2 separate regions of the Homo sapiens genome follow, and region 2 is linked to region 1. Evidence: chromatin contacts called from ENCODE Hi-C data. All regions are on one chromosome and are shown on one strand. The core of a region is the stretch at or near the end of the contact, and the rest is flanking DNA. Distances in the headings are between cores, read along the strand shown. Region 1 has its middle 110 kb from the start of MIR4757. Region 2 overlaps LAPTM4A-DT (LAPTM4A divergent transcript).

Region 1 (7,474 bases), core at 2,195-4,694:
AATGCAGAGCCGGAGGAATGTCTGCTCCCCGGCTCTGAGAAACATTGAGGAAAGACAAATTCATTTCGGAGAGTGACCTGGAATGCATGATGACAGGCCTGCGCTCACACATGAAGTCAGATCTAAGCCTGCACATTTCAAATGAACTGCTGTGAGCAGTCACCTTCCATAGGAAAGTTTATCCAAAGCTAAATACAATAACAATGGCCTTGTGAGTCAGGCGGGAAGGGGCTTCAGCATGGGTTTGATCCTCTTCCAAAAGCAACTCAGACAACTGGAGCTTAAGCCTTCCTATCATGCAACTCATGAACCCTACAATCCTAGGTGTTTAATAATAATAATTTCTTAAAGGCCTTGGTAAACAGAGGAGGATGCTAAGCCTCTCAGTGGAAGTGCAGAGACCACACTAGTATCCTGGATCATCGTGCCCTCACCCCTTAATTCCCACCTTGACTGTAAAGTTACAGATTTCACTGTGACAAGACCCCCGAAAACAGGCTTGGTAAAATGGCAAGCAGTGTTCACACCTCAAGGCAACCAGGTCCAGCGCCAAGAAGAAGTGGCTGCTCTCAGGGTAATTTTGTCATTCTGGCTAATTGAAGCTTATGCTCTCTTCTGAGAGCAAGAAGCTGAACTCTCAGAGGCTCCCATCTGAGTAGATAAAACCTAATGGTTTGGCCTTACAAACCAAACCTCTTTCTCAGCTTTACAACTCAGAAGGGAGGTGGACCATTTGGAGAGAGTCCAAGTAGAAGGAAGATAATAGTAAAAAGGCAAGTTTTGTGAAGAAAGGCAAAAGAATCAGCACTGCTTAGCTCAAATCCTAGAGGGGTAACTTGTAGTTCACAAATATTATTACAGTAGGTAGTGAGAGCAGAATGGGGACAGATGGGGGAGGATGAAAAACCAGTCATGGCATGCAGAGAAAGAGTTTGAAGCTGAGGGCTTATAAGACAGAGAAAATGAGAAGTTGGAGGAATTTGTGTGTGGAGGCAGGAGCGTGGCCCAAATGGCTACTCATTGAGTCATTATAACTTACTGGTCACAACTACATGCCGGTCCCTGAATGTGTGGGGTGTGCAAAGTGACCCAGATATATTTTTGAAGCAGGGGCCTGTCACTGTGATGTCCTGGAAGAGATGACCAGATGGCTCTGAGGTCCCATGGAGTGTTCCCATGGCCTGGGGCAGGGAAGAGGGCAGTGTGTCTGGGAAGGGGCTCCTCCCCTTTGGAAAACATAAGGCTCCTTGGCTGGGTTGACAGGTTCTAGCTGACACTCCAGTTGGCTTTCCAGCTGTCAGCCAGAAAAACATCTGGGTGAGCCCAAGGGCCATGTTGGGGAAGAAAGGGTCAGGTAGGTGGTGTGTATGAAGAGGGAAGGAAAGGTGGCCTATGAATAACAATCAAACAAACAAAACCAAACAGTAACAACAAAACTTTCAAATGAACCAGTGGTGTCTTGTGGGGCTTGGGCATCAAGGCTGTGTAGGAGGCAGTGAGGTGTCTTTGCCACTCAGCCAGTGCCTGGGGTGTTTGGGGCTGATAAGGGCAATCCTAGGGCAGGTCAGGAGAAGAGAAAGGGGCTGAGGGCTTGAGTGGGATGAGGCCGTCATCTCAGGGCCCAGGAGAAGGAAGTTCAGTGTGGATCACTGGAAAGCGTTGCAGGGCAGGAAGGATCAGGGGGAGCAGCTCTTAGTAGATCACAGCATAACTCCTAGAACAGGAGTTTACATTTTCTCAGTGGCAGAAAAGAGCTTGGATAATCAAGGTGGTAACAAGAGACCATAAGGACTAATGAGACTCCAAAAGCTTGATCTTAAATCCTCATTCAAAATTTGAAAATGAAATTATGAGACTGCTGTCTGAGGAACTCACTGAATGATCTTTGAAAAGTCCAGAGCTGCATAAACCCATAGGGTTAAACTAGAAAAGACTCTTAGAGGCTGGAAGCCCAACCCCATTTGTTTGCAGCTGAGGAAACAGAGAGAATGGGGTTTATCCCTAATCCCCCCATTAGCTGGGCTGACCTGGGACTACCCAGGACTCCTGAAAGGCTGTGGGATGGAGGATGTAAGTGGCGATGAGAGGGAAGCATAACTGCTGTGTGCTTATTTGTACACTGAAATGATCCCATCAACCAGAATATCTTAACTAAGCACATGCCAACTAAGTGCAAGGCATTGAGAAAGGTAGTGAGGTGTTCGATTAAGAGCTTCCAATTCTTTTGGGAGTAACAAGACATCTCTGGTGGAGAGAATAATACTCCACACCACATTAAGCCAGAATGGTACTTTTTGTTTGCATACACAATCTTACAAATTAGGAGGCTTACTAGCCCTCGTATCTTCCATTCTTATCCGAGCAATTATTCACGAACTTCATTTATGAAACCTAAAGGCTCAAGGTGGATTAAACAGTAAACCAAGAGCAGAATGCTTGATTGAATAAGGCCAGGAAGCATGCACACACTGCCCCTCAGCCTCCTCAAATATTATTCTAGAATATGGATTGCTTGATAATTCATTGGGTGGAGAGACCACTTTAGTGGGCATGGTCCTGGATGATTTTGAAGAGGAGCTCAGATAATACGTACGTGTGTGTGTGTGTGTGTGTGTGTGTGTGTGTGTGTGTGTGTATGTGTGTGTATGTATGTGGGTAGCCACAAGAGAAGAGGGAGAAAGTGAGAGAGATGAGAGAAGAGGAGACTCCACAAGGCATTCATAGGCTAGTTATTTGGTAAATCATGGTGTAGCTCCTACTTATGATGCATAAAAATGCATGATTGATATTGGTGGTATATGCTGATGTTTTCTTCACAAACACCTGGGGCCAGGCCATGAAAAGCAGAGGGGAATTACGTAAATTCCTTCAGCTGAGTGTCAGAAAACCTGAGTTCTCTCACCTTCCCAGTTTTGCTAGCTTTCTGTTGCCCTCATCCATGAATAGGGGTGTCTTAATAGACAGATAATTTAAACTTACAGCCAATAGTAATGCTGTGGCCAGGGAGCATCTGGATACCTTCTCAGCTCTGAGTCCAGACTTGTTTAGTGAGGGGAGTCAGGGTGCCCACGAATGGCTGGCAGGACTCCCTGGGCAGGAAGGAAGAGTGCCCTCATCAGACTCCTGTTCTTTGTCAACATTTTCCTTCAGCACCACCCTACCCTGGAAGCTCCTGAAAGAAAAGAGTCACTCTACACTCAAAATCTCTCCTTGTTTACAAGATATTTGGGGCACGGATGGAATTATTGCATCACAGGCCAATTTCTTCACCTCTTTTAAAAATTTTATCACGTGAAGCAGCATGCTGAAAGATCTCAATGCTACTGAAGATTGCAAAACCAAGTGGAGATTCATCTGTTTTGGAACTCTGTCAAAAGACTTTTCCATATACATTCCATTCCCTTCCACAGCTCACAGTGTACCTACCCTGTACTTTCAGAGCAGTGAGGCAGCTTCTTCACCTTTCTCAAGCCAGGGCAGGTCCTGACAAATTACTCTGTGTCAGGATCTTTCCAGGAGACATTTTCCCTGGTAAAATGCTCATGAAACTTCACTGATGTGGACAATCTCTGGTAACAAATCTGAATTGTCAAAGATAACAAAAGCCAAGAAAGCCAGTTGTATACCCAAACTAGACTAATAAATGCTTCCTGATTAATAGAGGGTTTTATGAAATATGTTTAAATAAGCAGATTGAATTGGATCATAATTAACATTACTTATATAATTCATAAAAATAGTTATTTCATTAAATCAGAAAGAAATTTCTACTTTGTTATCCTGTTTGTTTTGCTGATATTTTTAAATCAAAACCCTTTTTATTCAAAGATGTGGCACAGGTAAATTTTCAGCCAGACACTCAATTATCCAAATAACTGACATCTTTCTGCTCTCAGAAAAATGCTCTAGGAACACAGGCTGCTTGTTTCTCTCCTACCTTGGCCAGCAGAGCATGGCAGTGTAAAACACAGAAAATTGGCAAAACTCCATTTTCAATCTGTGTTAGAAACTGGGATCAATCTTGCTTCTCTTTCTCCCTTAAATAGAAATAAGAAATAAAAGAAACCCTTTATGTAAAATTGGATCTTGACATTCTCCAAAGGGTGGCAGCTCCTACATTGCAGATGAAAAGGGCTCAGTTTTCCCAGAGAATACTCTGAGAAAGGAAAGTCAAGGTGAATGAATGGCCTTCTCCTGTGAGTGCAAGAACTTCTCCTCAGCCACCTCCAAGAGGACAGAGGGGAGGCATCTGAAGGTTAGGGAACTGAGTCAGCAAGGGCCAAAGGGACATGACAACCAGAGAGGTTGGGAGTGGGAGCTTTTGCTGAAGTTTCTTTCGCTTGTGTCCTCCCTGGCAAGGGGCTTGGCAAGGCTTCCTGCTCTTCCTTCCCCCTTCTCCAAGCACTGAGAACAAGTCGAAAGAGGAAGCATCAGGGGAAGAAGATACTGAATAACTCCAAACTCAAGCACTGTTTGTTGGATTCATTGATTTACTCATTCATTATTCAAAAAGTATCAGGCATCCTCTGAGTGTCAGGTCCAAGGCCTAGGCTGGAAGTACAGAGATAAATGATTCACAATCACTGTCTCCAATATCCTCCCAGTCTATGGGCCCAAGGAGAAGCTTCATCTTGTCAACCATCTTGGCGTTCTGGCTGCATTTGTATTTGGGCTTCCTCACTCATTGTTGACTTACAGAATCAATCTTTTCCAGTGGATTAGGACCATTAATATCTTATAAGTTGAATAGAAACCAATGTAACCTGCATAAACAAGAGAACTTAGCTTTGGTTCTGCCTCAGGGCAGGCCTAGGGTAAGGCAAGTGGGAGGTATTTTGTACACAAAATTTAAGGAGGCTCTCACTATCAAGGTACTGTGAGTACAGGGTCTGCCTGGATATGGCAGGTTGACACTTTCTGTACCAGTCATTTAAATGCTCTGAGTCTCAGTTTTCTGTCTGTAAAACTGGGACAATACCCATATCATAGAGTTGTGGAAAATTTAGTAATATAATGTTTATGCAAGTACATTACAAACTATAAACAATACATATATACATTGGTTTTATCAATAGTAATAATTTTCCTTAATCATGACATTGATAATAACCATAACCAAAACATCCTTTGCAGTGAATGTAGCAGATTACATGGGAAAGTGGAAGACAGAAATGGAAGAATCTGGTCCTTCACCTTATAAGAGGCAAAAGTTAAATATAACACAGTAGTTAAGTATAGTAAGATTTTGAGCTATAGAGTCAGAGAGACTTGGATGTTAATCCCACCTCTGTCATTTACAAATGTTTAAACCAACCTCTAAAATTCACTTTCCTCATGTGTGAAAAGAGAATAATAATAACTCAGTTGTAGGGTTGTTATTGAGGATTAAATGAGATGATGTGTGTAACACTCTCACCATATCGCTTGATATTTAGAGAGCACTCCACAAATGTGAACTATTATTGTTACATGGAACTGTAACGAACCAGGTCCTGGTGCAGACTAGAATGTCTCTTGACTTTGCTTTTTACATTTTCCATAGCTGAAAGCATATTACAGAATTCTAAATTATAAGGATATTTTCCCTGCAGGCTTGATTTTAGGAAGAATTATGCTAAATATTGTTCTGCTTTTTCAAAGTTTATCCAGAATGACAGTTGTGGTGTATAATACCTGAAACTAGAGATTGGAACTTTTTCTTAAAAATAGGAACAGGAGGTCGGGTGTGGTGCCTCATGACTGTAATCCCAGCACTTTGGGAAGCTGAGGCGGGCAGATCACTTCAGGTCAGGAGTTCGAGACCAGCCTGATCAACATGGTGAAACCCCATCTCTAGTAAAAATACAAAATTAGCCAGGTGTGGTGGTGCATGCCTGTAATCCCAGCTATTCAGGAGGGCAAGGCAGGAGAATCGCTTGAATCCGGGAGGCAGAGGTTGCAGTGAGCCGAGATCACACCATTGCACTCCAGCCTGGGCAACAAGAGTGAAATTCTCAAAAGAAAAAAAAAAAAAAAGAACTGGAAACTACATTAATGAAATCAGGTTTTAATATTCTTATTAATTTAATAATTTCAATATTTACCTTAAATATTATTTTAAAATGGGAATTTCATTTGAAAAAAAATTTTTAGACAATGTCTTGCTATGTTGCCCAGGCTGGACTTTAACTCCTGGGCTTAAGCAATCCTCATGTCTCAGCCTCCTGAGTAGCTAGCTGGGACTACAAGGAATTTCAATATTTATTTTAAAAAACATGAAGAGTCTGTCATTGTCATGACCTGACTCCTGATTGCCACAGGCCCACTCTCTGCTTCATCCAGTGAGAGGAAGAATGACCTTTGTAACTCTTCTGTGAAGCTAAAAGTGAAAAGGAAAGATAAGCTTTGGTAACATTCTCTTACTTTTGAGAAACCATGAGCAGAAGTCAGAGGCATGAGCAGCGCTGGTCTGGGTCCCTTGCTGCAGGACTTGGCTGGTGCCTAGTGACAGGGAGGCCACATGGAGTACTGAGAATCAGGAATGGAAGAGAAGCATTGTCTCAGCCCCACTAGAAGGAACAGGCTTGGAACTAAGCAAGGCCCATTCCAGCCCTGGAAGAGGTCAAACAGAACATCCATAGGCTTAGGGAAAGACCTGACTATTCAAGAAAGGATGAGAAGCCTTCTCTAAGCAAGTATTTACTGAGCACCCAGTGACACCATCAGGACTTCAGGTATCATAGACACGATGGCCAGACCTTTAAGGAGCTTCTGGCTGGTATGAAGCCAAGAGTTCCGCACAGTACGCGGAAACTCACTTCTATAACGTAGACTTGCTGCTAGTCGTATGAGGATTCACAGGTAAACATGATCACATCTCACCAATTTGCCTCTTTCTGACCATATCTTATTCACTCATCTGTTGTCTATCAATTCCTGTTGCAGATGCCTAATCCAACTTCTGGCATAGAGAAGGCCCTTAGAGAAAAACATTGTGAATGAATGAATGAATGAATGAATGAATGAATGGGTGAGTGTGCTGGGTGTTGAATCAGGTCCTAGCCTTGATGTCCTAGGAAAGGGATTCTTGATGATGAGTTACAGGATTCTCTTTTACCAGGGAGAAGGGATCTTGGACACTAGGAATCTTTACTTATCCTTGAATGCTAGTTAATTAGGTCATTAGAGGGATGTTCTTTATTTCATAGGGTGCATTTCAATGCACAAAGAGGATCAAAGTTGAAGACTTTGGATTGTGTGCTATTAAAATATATGTGATAATTTTTTTCCCTTGAATTTAAGTTTAGAAATAAATGTGTCTCCAAAGATGGATTTAAATGTTTTGGATTTATAGGTATTAAACCAATGTACTTTCCCTTTTTTGTTGTTCAGAGTGCTTAAAACTTAAATCAGAGCCCAGCTGTTGTGCTAAACCTGTCTCAGTGCCTAATTCCATTGTCATTCTTACTTTACATTGCGTTTTTATCTTGGGATC
Region 2 (3,270 bases), core at 771-3,270, 870 kb before region 1:
CAGAATGGCATCAGGTTGGCCTGCATGGGAGGGTCTTGATACCAGGTTGAGGAGGCTGTACTTTCTGCAGCAGGACAGGAGCTGGAGGTGACAGAAGCAGAAGAAGCTAGCAGAGGGCTTGCTCGGGGAGCCAGGGAGAGATGGATGGGACCAGCTACACAGGAGGACTTCCCACCATCCCAGGGCCCGTGCTCCACATCTTCAGAGCCACCCTTTAGCAGGGCTTGCTAGGCTGGGCCAGCACTGTATTGAGGCTAGCACAGAGCATCAGCCTGCCTCGAGGCTGGGCCTAGGCCCCCTGGGAGCCAGGCCCCGGCACACTTGTGCTGTCTGGCAGGAAAACTCTCAACTGTTTTAACTGGATTTCCAGAGCTCTCAGGCTTGGGATGGGGACCTCAGGGAGAGAGGCTGGGGGAAGAACCAGGACATTTCCTGGGGCTTCGGCTGACTCAGGAGCTTCAAAAGCAAAATTGCTTCCAGTTTTTGTTTGCATAAAAGAAGCCGGTGGGAGGAGGAAGTAAGATCTGTCTGCTTGTGGACAAGGTCAAAGACCTGTAAGATTTCCAGGGGATGGAACCCCTTCTCAGGTGACCAGGCATTCCCACTATATGCCCTGGCGGCTTTGCTGGTCACAGCATGGCGGCAAATTACATGTTATTAGAGCAGTCCGGATAATGAAGTCACTGCAGACCTAATCCTATTTATTTCAATGACAGCTTTGGCAGAGCAGTAAATCTTGCTGCCAACCGTGTCTCTTGTGGCCAGTTCCCTGAAGGAACTACCATCAGATATGACTACAGGGAGGGGTCCTTGTTAGAGCCTACATTCGCTATTCGTCACCTTTTTCCTCCAAATGGCAAGTTCTCCCAGGAGAGCCTGCCCATGTGGCAGATTGTACTTTCAAAGTATATCTCATCTCACATGCTCTCCCTGACACTCTTCCCATTGAGTCCAGGAGAGGTATATGTCGCCTCTCCTTGTACCTTAGTGGAAGAAACTTTATGACTACCTTGATGAGTAGAAGTCATTGCAAAAGAGACACTATGTGACTTCCACAGCTAGGTCAGAAAAATGCCATGCACTTCTACCCAGTGATCTTGTATCCCTTGCTCTTGGAATCCAGCCACCATGCTGTGAGGAAGCCCAAGCCACACAGAGAGGCCACGGGCAGCTGTTCTGGCTGATGATTCCCCATTAGGGGAATCAGCACCAGCCACCAGACATGTGAATGAGGAGACTGTCCATATGCCTCCAACCCCAGACTGCAACTTCATGAAAGACCCTGCGTGAGAAGCACTCAGCTGAGGCCTGCCAGCCCCCAGAGCTGTGAGAGGTAATAAAATGATTATAGTTGTTTTAAGCCACTGTGATTTGGGGTGATTGGTTACATAGCAATAGATCACCAGAATACCCATGAACAGTGATAATGGACAGCCCTTGCCTCTCAGGCATCTCTTATTGAAAAATGGAAGTCCAATCCTTCCTTCCGAACTTGCCTTCTCAGGTTCTGAAACTTCCGACTATCAAGTGATTCAATCTCTCAAAGTGAGATTTGAAAGTGGGACTTCCAGGCCGGGCGCAGTGGCTCATGCCTGTAATCCTAGCACTTTGGGAGGCCGAGGCGGGCGGATCACAAGGTCAGGAGTGACCAATATGGTCACTCCTGAACCAGCCTGACCAATATGGTGAAAACCCGTCTCTACCAAAAATACAAAAATTAGCTGGGCATGGTGGCTTACATCTGTAGTCCCAGCTACTCTGGAGGCGGAGGCAGGAGAATCGCTTGAACCCAGGAGGCAGAGCTTGCAGTGAGCCGAGATTGCGCCACTGCACTCCAGCCTGGGTGACAAAGTGAGACTCTGTCTCAAAAAAAAAAAAAAAAAAAAAGTGGGACTTCCAGTTGTCAGAAGCTGTCAGAACACTCTCCTACTCACTTTCTTAAGGAAGTTAATCTCTTTAACATTTTTACTAAGAAAGGCAGTTATGATGCAAATTATTATGGAAAGCTTATGACTCAAACACCAGGTAGACCCAGGTACCATTCCTGATTCTGCCAGTTTCTGGCACTCTTTCCTGAGATGAGTCACTTTGCTTCTCTGTGCTTCAGGAGTCTCAGCTACAAAATGGGAAAACTCACACTGATCTTCTAGGATGCTATGATAATTAGAGATTTTTTACAAACAGTATTATTCTTAAAAAAAAAAGGGAGGGGATTTGATACAGCTTATGAGCTTATGAAGATGATACATATAAACTGCTTTGTATTAGCAATAATAACTTATATTTGTCAAATGTCTACTAAGTGCCAGGCACTGTTTTAAGCACTTTGCACATGTTAACTTTTTTGGATGGTTATGACAACCTTGTGAATTAGATATTACTACTACATGCATTTTATAGATGGGGAAATCAAGGCACAGACAGGTTAAGTGACCTTCCCAAGGCTATACAGTAAGTAGCAGAGCTGGAATTTGAACCCAGGAAGTTTGATCCTAGAGCCCACTGTGACATACTGCATCTTGGTAAATGTTTAACTCTGGGTTCTGGGTGTGATGGAGTAACGCTCGGCCATCTCTTCCTGAAGAAGCGATCTGGAGCAATCTGGTGCTCAAACCAAAGTGCTATCAGTGGTAAGTAAGATCCCTAGCGCTGATGTGTGCTAATGGGAGAGATACAGTAGGGATGAAAGTCACACCCAGCAGCCCCAGGCTGCTATGGTGGTTACAGACCAGAGAAAAGGAGACATCTGAGGAAGGGGACATTTTGTAACATCAGGACAGTAGCATGCACCTGGAGCATTCAGAGGCCTGAGTTACTTGGACAGAGGCAGCGAGGGGAAGTGGAGCTGGTTGCAGAACTCTTGATACTGAGACCTGCCCTTTTACTCACTAGCCATGGGACCCTTGCTGAGTCACCTGCCCTCATCTCTGAAATGGCAATAACTTGTGCAACCTCCCAGATGAGAGCATGTAAACAAAGTGCCTGAAAAGCCAGAAATGGAAGCTACCAATAAGTTTTGGAGGAAAATTTACTTAAAATGAATAAGACACTTCCTTATCTTCTTCTTCTTCTTCTTCTTTTTTTTTTTTTGAGATGGAGTCTCGCTCTGTTGCCCAGGCTGGAGTGCTGTGGCGCGATCTCGGCTCACTGCAACCTCCACCTCCCGGGTTCATGTCATTCTCCTGCCTCAGCCTCCCAAGTAGCTGGGACTACAGGCGCACGCCGCCATGCCTGGCTAATTTTTTTTTTTTTTTTTTGTATTTTTAGTAG

The links. Hi-C counts contacts between places; a loop is a spot of excess contacts on that map. Pooled maps may share reads with other maps.
Region 2: a pooled map of gastrocnemius medialis shows a loop between it and region 1 (3-fold over the local background). The contact joins two enhancer-like sites. A Hi-C loop is called at or near these places in 2 of 50 pooled maps.

What each region holds. Positions count from the first base shown.
Region 1 is chr2:19,231,346-19,238,819 of GRCh38, reverse strand. No RefSeq gene overlaps it. Among named protein-coding and RNA genes, the nearest start is that of MIR4757, 110 kb to the left of the region's middle. Within about 2 kb of position 3,444, at least 2 of the 41 ENCODE cell types and tissues checked have a DNase peak (open chromatin) inside an H3K27ac peak, as active enhancers do.
Region 2 is chr2:20,108,466-20,111,735 of GRCh38, reverse strand. The region is part of intron 2 of LAPTM4A-DT (LAPTM4A divergent transcript); the gene reads right to left. Among named protein-coding and RNA genes, the nearest start is that of LAPTM4A-DT, 58 kb to the right of the region's middle. Within about 2 kb of position 2,020, at least 4 of the 41 ENCODE cell types and tissues checked have a DNase peak (open chromatin) inside an H3K27ac peak, as active enhancers do.